Linked DNA regions of Homo sapiens: region 2 is linked to region 1. Evidence: chromatin contacts called from ENCODE Hi-C or POLR2A ChIA-PET data. All regions are on one chromosome and are shown on one strand. Each heading gives the region's core, a stretch centred on a gene start or an enhancer-like site at or near the end of the contact. The rest is flanking DNA. Distances are from core to core; before and after follow the strand shown.

Evidence for each region. Hi-C counts contacts between places; a loop is a spot of excess contacts on that map. ChIA-PET counts read pairs that join two places held with the same protein, here RNA polymerase II (POLR2A). Pooled maps may share reads with other maps.
Region 2: a loop to region 1 is called in a pooled map, with 5 times the contacts of the local background. The contact joins two enhancer-like sites. A Hi-C loop is called at or near these places in 3 of 168 maps with a recorded cell type or tissue (Caco-2, MCF 10A and mammary epithelial cell) and 7 of 50 pooled maps. POLR2A ChIA-PET finds 5 or more read pairs at or near these places in 4 of 52 experiments (Caco-2, T-cell, activated T-cell and 1 more).

What each region holds. Positions count from the first base shown.
Region 1 is chr5:57,092,110-57,097,382 of GRCh38, reverse strand. No RefSeq gene overlaps it. Among named protein-coding and RNA genes, the nearest start is that of GPBP1, 79 kb to the left of the region's middle. RefSeq lists a silencer at 1,847-1,967 and enhancers at 1,590-2,089, 3,116-3,617. Within about 2 kb of position 2,107, at least 2 of the 41 ENCODE cell types and tissues checked have a DNase peak (open chromatin) inside an H3K27ac peak, as active enhancers do.
Region 2 is chr5:57,215,906-57,221,178 of GRCh38, reverse strand. The region is part of intron 3 of GPBP1 (GC-rich promoter binding protein 1); the gene reads right to left. Among named protein-coding and RNA genes, the nearest start is that of GPBP1, 44 kb to the right of the region's middle. Within about 2 kb of position 1,543, at least 5 of the 41 ENCODE cell types and tissues checked have a DNase peak (open chromatin) inside an H3K27ac peak, as active enhancers do.

The DNA.
Region 1 (5,273 bases), core at 858-3,357:
GATTATGATATTTTCTTGTTAGGCAAGGCCTTTTATCATTATATAATGTCCCTCTTTGTCTTTTTTAACTGCTGTTGCTTTAAAGTTTGTTTTGTCTAATATAAGAATAGCTATTCCTGCGTGCTTTTTGTATCCATTTGCATGAAATATCTTTTTCCACCCCTTTACGTTAAGTTTGTGTGAGTCCTCATACCCATATAAGATGGTTGGTGAATTCTTATTCATTCTGCAATTCTTTATCTTTTAAGTGGAGCATTTAGACCACTTACATTCAATGTTAGTATTGAGATGTGAGGTACCATTCCATTCATCATGTTATTTGTTGCCTGTATACCTTGATGTTTTTTTTTTAATTGTGTTTTTGTTTTATAGGTCTTGTGTGATTTATGTTCTAAAGAGGTTCTGTTTTGATGTGTTTCCAGGATTTGTGTCAAGATTTAGAGCTCCTTTTAACAGTTCTTGTACTGATGGGTTGGTAGTGGTAAATTCTCTCAGCATTTGTTTGTCTGAAAAAGACTGTATCTTTTCTTCATATATGAAGCTTAATTTTGCTGGATACAAAATTCTTGGCTGATAATTGTTTTGTTTGAGGAGGCTGAAGATATGGCCTCAGTCCCTTCTAGCTTGTAGGTTTTCTGCTGAGAAATCTGCTGTTAATCTGATAGATTTTCCTTTATGTGTTACCTGGTGCTTTTGTCTCTCAGCTGTTAAGATTCTTTCCTTCATCTTAACTTTAGATAACCTGATGACAATGTGTCTAGACGATGATCTTTTTGTGATGAATTTTCCAGGTGTTTTTGTGCTTCTTGCATTTGGATGTCTAGGTCTCTAGCAAGGTTGGGTAAGTTTTCCTCAATTATTCCCCCAAATATGTTTTCCAAACTTTTAAATTTCTCTCCTTTCTCAAGAACAGCAATTATTCTTATATTTGGTCATTTAACATAATCCCAGACTTCTTGGAGGCTTTGTTTATATTTTCTTATTCTTTTTTCTTTGTCTTTATTGGATTGGGTTAATTCAAAGACCTTGTCTTTGAGCTCTGAATTTCTTTCTTCTACTTGTTCAATTCTATTGCTGAGACTTTCCAGGGCATTTTGCATTTCTATAAGTGTGTCCATTGTTTCCAAAAGTTTTGATTGTTTTTTATTTATGCTATCTATTTCCTTGAATATTTCTCTCTTCACTTCTTGTATCATATTTTGGATTTGCTTACACTGGGCTTCACCTTTCTCTGCTGCCTCCCTGATTAGCTTAACAACTAACCACCTGAATTCTTTTTTGGGTAAATCTGGATTTCTTCTTGGTTTGGGTTCATTGCTGGTGAGCTAGTATGATTTTTTTGGGGGGTGTTAAACAACCTTGTTTTGTCATATTACCAGAGTTGGTTTTCTGGTTCCTTCTTATTTTGGTAGTTTCTGTCAGAGGGAAGGTCTAGGGCTGAAGGCTGTTGTTCAGATTCTTTTGTCCCATGGGGTGTTCCCTTGATGTAGTACTCTCCCCCTTTTCCTATGTATGTGGCTTCCTGAGAGCTGAGCTGTAGTGATTATTATAACTCTTCTGGATCTAGCGACCCAGCAAGTCTACCAGGCTCTGGGCCAGTACTGGAGGCTGTCTGCACAGAGTTCAGTGATGTGAACCGTCTGTGGGTCTCTCAGCTGTGGATATCAGCACCTGTTCTAGTGGAGGTGGCAGAGGGGTGAAATGGACTCTATGAGGGTTCTTAGCTTTGATGGTTTAATGCCCTACTTTTATGCTGGTTGCCTCCTGCCAGGAGGTGGCGCTTTCCAGAGAGCATCAGCTGTGGTAGTATGGAGAGGAACAGGCAGTGGGTGGGGCCCTAGAACTCCCAAGAATGTATGCCCTTTGTCTTCAGTTACCAGGGTGGGTAGGGAAGGACCATCAGATGGGGCAGGGCTAGGCGTGTCTGAGCTCAGACTCTCCTTGGGCGGGTCTTGCTGTGGCTGCTGTAGGGGATGGGGCTGAGGTTCCCAGGTCAATGGAGTTGTGTACCTAGGAGGATTATGGCTGCCTCTTTTGTGTCATGCACGTTGTCAGAGAGGTTGGGGAAAGCTGGCAGTCACAGGCCTCACCCAGCTCCCACGCAATCCAAAGGGCTGGTCTCACTCCCACTGTGCAACCCTACAACAGCACCTAGTCTGTTTCCAGGCAGTGGGAGAGCAGAGCTAAAAACTTGCCCCAGGCTACCCGCCTCCTAGCTGTGAAAGCAAATATGCCTTTCCTTCTACCCCAGCCTGTGGAGTCTGCACACTGGATTCACACCCTCCCCTGAGTTCTGGCCAGGAGGCTTCTCTATCAGTTCAAATTGTTACAGAGTTCAGCTGGAGATTTCCTTCTCCCTGTGGCCTTGGCCCAGCACCTCTGGCCGCTCTCCTGGAGGACCCCTGTGAGACCAGGCAGAAACAGGTTGCTAGGGGACCCAGGGAGCTCCCAGGGGTTTTCCTGCTGCTTCCTCTACCCCTGTATTTCACTCAGCTCGCTAAACTGACTCAGTTCCAGATAGGGTCGAAATCTTCTCCCATAATCTAGGCCTTCAGTTTCCCCAGTGGGTGTGTTCGGGGTGGACCATCTCCCTTTCCCACTTCCACAGTTTTGGCACTCACAGTATTTGAGGTGTCTCCCTGGTCCTGCAGGAGCAATCTGCTTCCTTCAGGAGGTCTGTGGGTCCTCTCCTGAGAGGACCTGATTTATTCCTGCAGTTGTTCTGGGGCAAAAATTCACGATGTCAGCTTCCATGTGCTGCCTCTACTTTAAAAAAAGAGAAAAAAATACTATCACCTGATACACAGTCCATACTCAGTTTTCACTGATTATTTCAATGTTATCCTTTGTAGCAACACTATCCTGCCAGAACCAAGATTCTATCTTGTCCCTTTAGTCTCCTTTACTCTAGAACACTTACTCAGCCTTTCACTGAAACTAAGACATATTAATTTTTATTAATCAGGAAACATAAGGCCAGGTGCGGTGGCTCACTTCTAACCCCAGCACACTGGGAGGCCGAGGTGGGAAGATCACTTGAGGTCAGGAGTTTGAGACCAGCCTGGCCAACATGGCAAAACCCCATTTCTACTAAAAAATACAAAAAACTAGCTGGGCATGGTGGCACATGCCTATAGTCCCAGCTACTCAGGAGGCTGAGGAGGGAGAACCGCTTGAGCCCAGGAGGCAGAGGTAACAGTGAGCCGAGATAGTGCCACTGCACTCCAGCCTGGGCAATAGAGCGAGACTCTGTCTCCATTAAAAAAAGAAAGAAAGAAAGAAAAAGAAAGAAGAAAGAAAGAAAGAAAGAAAGAAAGAAGAACAAATACATAAATACAAGTAATGAGACATATGCTAGGGGTGAATATTTTAAATATCATTTCATTTTATAACAGGAGGCCTTTGCAATAGTTCATGTGTGAAAAAATGAGAACCATTCTCTTTTCTTTTTTTTTTTTTGAGATGGAGTCTTCCTCTTATCACCCAGGCTAGAGTGCAATAGCATGATCTTGGCTCACCGCAACCTCCGCCTCCCGGGTTCAAGCGATTCTCCTGCCTCAGCCTCCCAAGTAGGTGGGATTACAGGCATGTGTCACAATGCACAGCTAATTTTTGTGTTTTTAGTAGAGACGAGGTTTCACCATATTGGCCAGGCTGGTCCTGAACTCCTGACCTCAGGTGATCCACCCACCTCGGCCTCCCAAATTGCTGGGATTACAGGTGTGAGCCACTATGCCTGGCCGAGAACAATTTTTTTTTTTTTTTTGAGGCAGAGTTATGCTCTTGTTGCCCAGGCTGGAGTGCAATGGCGCAATCTTGGCTCAATGCAACCTCCACCTCCTGGGTTCAAGCAATTCTCCTGCCTCAGCCTCCTGAGTAGCTGGGATTACAGTCAACCCGGCTAATTTTTTTTTTTTTTTTTTTTTTTTTGAGACGAAGTCTCACTCTGTCGTCAGGCTGGAGTGCAGTGGCATGATCTCGCTGGGCATGTTGGCTCATGCCTGTAATCCCAGCACTTTTAGATAGCCCTTTCCCAGCTTTGGCACTGAAAGTCCACCCAGAAACCCTCTATTTCTGGGCAAAATGGGAGAATTAATTACACTATAATCAGTAGACCATTAGTGACATGAATGTGAGGCCCCTAGAATGGTGAAGTTAGAGAGACAGAGACATCTGTGTAAAGGTGATCATTGAAACTTTGGGAGACATTGTCACAACTCAGGGACAAAAATCCAGGTGAGAACGCCTCAAAGGATTAACTAGAAGCTGAGACCCAAAGCACCTCTTTTTGGGCAAGCAATTTTCCTAGCCTAACGATAATAAAGCAAGGATTAACTTACCTACAATGCCTTTTAAGTTTTGTTTTTGTTTTTGTTTTTGTTTTTTGAGACGGAGTCTAGCTCTGTTGCCCAGGCTGGAGTGCAGTAGCACAATCTTGGATCACTGCAACCTCTGCCTCCCAGGTTCCAGGGATTCTCCTGCCTCAGCCTCCCAAGTAGCTGAGATTACAGGTGCACACCACCATGTCCGGGTAATTTTTGTATTTTTAGTAGAGATGGGGTTTCACCATGTTGGCCAGGCTGGCCTCGAACTCCTGAACTTAAGTGATCCACCAACCTCGGCCTCCCAAAGTGCTGGGATTACAGGAGTGAGCCACCACCCCCTGCCTTAAATTATTCTTTATACCACTGTGAGCTGTTCATAAACTTACTGTCTTAGGAACAGAAATGAAATAAAATTCCTTATCCATCTAGGTGGTTGCTATCATTCCTTCAATCTGTGATTTCTTTACTAGACTCGTTATTAATTTGAGATATTTAATTTCTTTTTTAGTGTTACTCATTTTTTTTTTTTTTCTGAGATGGAGTCCTGCTCTGTCACCCAGGCTGGAGTGCAGTGGCACGATCTCAGCTCATTGCAACCTCTGCCTCCTAGGTTCAAGTGATTTTCCTGCCTCAGCCTCCCGAGTAGCTGGGATTACAGATGCCTATCACCATGCCTGGCTAATTTTCGTTTTTTTAATAGAGATGGGGTTTCACCATGTTGGCCAGGCTGGTCTCAAACTCCTGACCTCAGGTGATCCACCCACCTTGGCCTCCCAAAGTGCTGGGATTACAGGTGTGAGGCACTGCGCCTGATCTCATTTTTTTTCATTTAATTATTTACAACCACTTTCCACAGCTGCTTGTGATTATTACCTTTCCATTCTGAATTATTTCCCAGTATAGCCTTTTCTGCAATATGCTCCATTTTCTGCATCATGAGTTTCAGCA
Region 2 (5,273 bases), core at 294-2,793, 120 kb before region 1:
AAGAGATTTATACTCAGCCACATGCAGTTTAAATTTTTACCACATGATGGGGCTAAAGTTCTACACATCTCAAAACTACTGCCATACAGTTCTGAAAACATTTTTACCCTTAATTCAAATCTTCATGTCATCTTTTCAAACAAAAAATAAATACTGCCGTTTAAGTAGAGAATGCAATACTAATTAATGTCTGTTCCAATTACTCAGAACAATATTAAAAAGAGAAACGATGTGGGTAAACAAAAGTCTATGGCAGAAAACAAGAGGTTAATTACAAATAGAATTCATAAATGATGATTCTGAGAAAGAATAAGACAGAAAAGGTACAATAAAAGTATCACTAGAAAGTATTGTGTTTGTCAAAACCACTTTGGGCAAAGAAACAAATCTCAAATACTGCTAGTTAAGAGTTCAAATTGGGCGGGGTGCAGTGGCTCGTGCCTGTAATCCTAGCACTATGAGAGGCCGAGTCAGGTTGATCACCTGAGGTCAGGAGTTCAAGACCAGCCTGGACAATATGATGAAACCCCATCTCTACTAAAAATACAAAAATCAGCTGGGTGTGATAGCAGGAACCTGTAATCCCAACTACTCAGGAGGCTGAGGCAGGAGAATCGTTTGAACCTGGGGGGCAGAGGTTACAGTGAGCAGAGATCACACCACTGCATTCCAGCTTGGGCGACAGAGCGAGACTCCATCTCAAAAAAAAAAAAAAAAAGTTTAAATTGTCAACTATTTTCTAAAGCTAATTTTTAATTAGAAGAATTCAGAATTTAGAACTGGTGTTCCAAATTCTAAGAGTAAAATCATCATCATTATGAGGGCCTATATAAATTAATCAAGAGTCAGGTCCAAAAAGCATTGAGAATTTCAACGCACGTTAACAATTATCAGCCAGGCTCAATGGCTCACATCTGTAATCACACTTTGGGAGGCCAAGGCAGAAGCATCTCCTGAGCTCAGTAGTTCAAGACCAGCCTGGGCAAGATAGTGAGACCCTGTCTCTATTTTTTTTTTAATTTTTTAAATTACCAATCTTAACTTCAAGTTAACATTTAAATGAAGACAAGTATTTACAAGCTTTTTTTAATGTTTTGTGTATCTTTCCAGATTTTTTTTTTTTTTTTGAGACAGGGTCTCACTCTTGTTGCCCAGGCTGAAGTGCAATGACACGATCTCAGCTCACTACAACCTCTGCCTCCCAGGTTCAAGCGATTCTCCTGCTCAGCCTCCCGAGTAGCTAGGATTACAGGCACGCGCCACCAAGCCCAGCTAGTTTTGTACTTTTAGTAGAGACAGGGTTTTTCCACGTTGGTCCAGCTGGTCTCGAACTCCCAACCTCAGGTGATCCCCCTGCTTCGGCCTCCCAAAGTGCTGGGATTACAGGCATGAGCCACCGCACCCGGCCCAGATGCTAATTTTTATTACTGTGCTTTATGTTAGCTATGAAATCACTTAAAAATTACAAGAAGTCTTACATTTATTTCAGAGAAAATGACAAAAGAGGAAAGCAGGAAACCCATATGCATCCAGGCAGGACTGGGGAAAATGCTGACTTAAAAGACAAACAAGAGCAGCTCGGTACAGGGGAATTCCAGGGACCCACACACGAATGAGAAGGTGGCAAAAGTCAATAACAAGAATTGATTTCAGTGGCTTAATCAACAGAGGTCTCCATTCCCCAACAATTTCAAGTACCTTTTTTTTTAAATTTTAATTATTTGTTTTTTGTGTGTGTGGTTTTGTTGTTTTTTTTTTTGTTTGTTTGTTTTTGGTTTTTTTTTTTTTTTTTTTTTTTTTTTTGAGACAGAGTCTCGCTCTGTCACCCAGGCTGGAGTTCAGTGGCGGGATCTGGGCTCACTGCAACCTCTGCCTCCCGGGTTCAAGCAATTCTCCTGCCTCAGCCTCCCGAGTAGCTGGGACCACAGGCATGTGCCACCATACCCGGCTAATTTTTGTATTTTTAGTAGAAACGGGGTTTCACCATGTTGGCCAGGCTGGTCTTGAACTCCTGACCTCAGGTGATCCACCAGCCTTGGCCTCCTAAAGTGCTGGGATTACAGACGTGAGTCACCACGCCCGGCCTCAAATCCCTTTTTTACAGTCTATGAATTTTTACTCATTTTACAGAATTCCAAAATGAGTCCTATGGAAAGATCACAGAATAGGAGATACATCCTGGATTCTAATCTAGGCTCACACTAATCAGCTATGTGAAAACAATTCAGTTAACCTTCCAAAATCTGTATAAGGTTTAGATGATCACTAAGATCCATCTTCAAACCCTAAAATTATATTCTATAGGAGAATTTTATAACTTAAGTGTATCTTTTTCAACACATATGGCCAAAATTTATTAGGACCTGGTAAGTCCTTATGGGAGAACAAAATGCCAAATTATAAAATTGATTCTGGCTCGAGCGTGGTGGCTCACGCCTGTTATCCCAGCACACTGGGAGGTAGAGGCAGGCGGATCACTTGAGGTGAAATCAAGTTATCAAGTCCCTGTGATAACTCAAGTTTATGTTAATAGTCACTTAGACTGGGGCCCCCAACAGTCTCAGCACAGGGCCAGTAACAGGAAAAATCAAGTGATTAGAGGGTATGAACTTTCAGCCCCACCACCCATAGACCAATTGCTGAACACATGAAAGTGCTGGGAGGGTAGTACACCCAGACAGGGCATGGAAGCTCCACACACCACACCACCTCCCCTCACCTAATACCTCACCATTATCAATCTATTCACCTGTATCCTTTATAATAAAATCAGCAAATGTGTTTCCCTGAATTCTTTGAGCCATCCCAACAAATTGTTCAGACCCAATGGGGGTGGTTGCAGAAATCCTGGTTTGTAACCAGTGAGGAGTACTGGTGACTGGGACTGGCTATTGGCATCTGAAGTGAAAGCAGTCTTGTGGGACTGAACATTTAACCTGTGGGATCTGACCCTATCCCAAGCAGACAGTGTCAGAACTGAAATGAATTATAGGATACCCAGGTAGTGTCTGCTGGAGAACTGCTTTGAGGGGGAGAATCCAAATTATGTGGTTATAGAAGTGTTCTGTGTTGAGAGTAGAGAGGAAAAAAAGTGGGGTTTTTTTGTTTTTTTTTCTTTTACACAGGTCTTATAGTCTAGAAAAGTCAAAACACCTATAGGAATTACTTTAAATCAAAATGAACACAGCTTGCCTGAACCAAAAGTATAAATTACTATAAAAAATTTCATAAGTGAAAAGAAATTAACTAGTATTTATGAGAAAGATATTTTTAAATAAACTCTTAATCTGTGTGAAAATTTTCATTTATTTAATTTACTTTTGTAGAGAGGCAGGGTTTCACCATGTTGCCCAGGCTGTTCTCAAACTCCTGGCCTCAAGAGATTCTCCAGCCTCAGCCTCCCATAGTACTGGGATTATAGGTGTGAGCCACCATATCTGACCCAAGAGAGTCAATATGCTTTTTCTGAAAATGGTCATATTCTTAATCATACTGGCTCTTTGCATTCGCATTGTCTCATTATTTAGAGGCAAATATCTAGACAGTTACAGGTAGATCTTTGACCACTTGTAGTTGTGTTTTTTTGTGTTTTTTGTTTGTTTGTTTTGAGACAGTATTTCACTCTTCTTGCCCAGGCTGGAGTGCAATGGCACAATCTCGGCTCACCACAACCTCCACCCTCCCGGTTAAAGCGATTCTCCAGCCTCAGCCTCCCAAGTAGCTGGGATTAAGGTATGCACCACCACACCGGGATAATTTTGTATTTTTAGTAGAGACGGGGTTTCTCCATGTTGGTCAGGCTGGTCTCAAACTCCTGACCTCAGGTGATCCGCCCGCCTCGGCCTCCCAAAGTGCTGGGATTATAGGCGTGAGCCACCGCACCCAGGCAGTAGTTGTTTTATGTTTACACACTAGATCATGCTGGAGGGAAGGCCCATCAAAAAGCTCCCCTAACAAAATAACTTGACCAAAAAAATTGTATTACAACTTTTTATCAGAATACGCCGCTATTTTCCACTTTGCAGACTATTAAAGAAATCACTAGTGGCATATAATCTATCAAAAAAGTCCATTTCTAGCATCTGCTTCAAAAATTTATTCTTAGCACATCTTAAAAATAGACAATTTTAATAATTTGCACTCTCCTTGAATGTCTGTAAATGTACCTGTAAAAAACTATTCTATTTTTATTTATATAAGTTAAATCAACATTCCTTAGTGAGTCCTAATATATAACGATATTGCAAAATTCACATTCCTGAAATTGTAGTCATGAGCCATTCGAGTCTTATTTATATGAAAAAAAAAAAGCGTTCCAGATATATGAAAAGGCTTTGAAAAAATGTTCATAAGGAGAAAGTAAAGCAGGTTATCAGAAGAATAGTACAGAAACACGAAGTTTTCAGATTTTCTTAAATAAATGTTTCTTCATTTGCTATGTGCCCTTAGAATAATTTTCAGACTTTTAGTGTTTTTTGTTTTGTTTTGTTTTTGAGACAGAGTCTCACTCCTTCACCCAGGCTGGACTGCAGTGGCACGATCTCGGCTCCCTGCAACCTCTACCTCCCGGGTTCAAGTGATTCTCATGCCACCGCACCTAGCTAATTTTTGTATTTTTAGTAGAGACGGGGTTTGGGCCATGTTAGCTAGGCTGGTCTCGAATTCTTGACCTCAAGTGATCTGCCCACCTGTGCCTCCCAAAGTGCTGGGATTACAGGTGTGAGCCACCACGCCCGACCACGGTGTTTTGTTTTTTAATCGTTTTCCCCAGTTATACTTGTTCAGACTAAAACTCAATTGCAAGAGTCTGCAGCACTTGAGCTACAACCAGCTACCCTCCCCACATCCAATCTGGGCAGCTGTAATCAAGAAGACAGGTTTCTTCCCCTCTCTCATCTTCTAAACAAGGGGGGTACACCTTACTGGGAGAGGCAGACTGCCAACATTTCTCACCCTCTCCAATTCCAACTGAAGAAGTTAAATTTCTGGTAACTACAGTCGAGAACTCTGGAGCTCCTTTATTCCACCCAACCCCCACTCACAGAATGAAGGCTCTACCCCAGGTTCATCAGCCCAAGAACACTGAGGCCCTAATTGCTCTTGCTCCAGCTATCTAATAGGGCAGTAGTTTCACACTGGAAAAACTCAGATTCAGGCTATTGCTCCACCTAGCGCGTGGAGTAATGACTCAAAGATTTTGCCAAGGGTAAGAAGCAGTCTCTCAAAGGAAATAACTTTATTCAAACACTAACAGCCCTCTCAGAAACAATGGA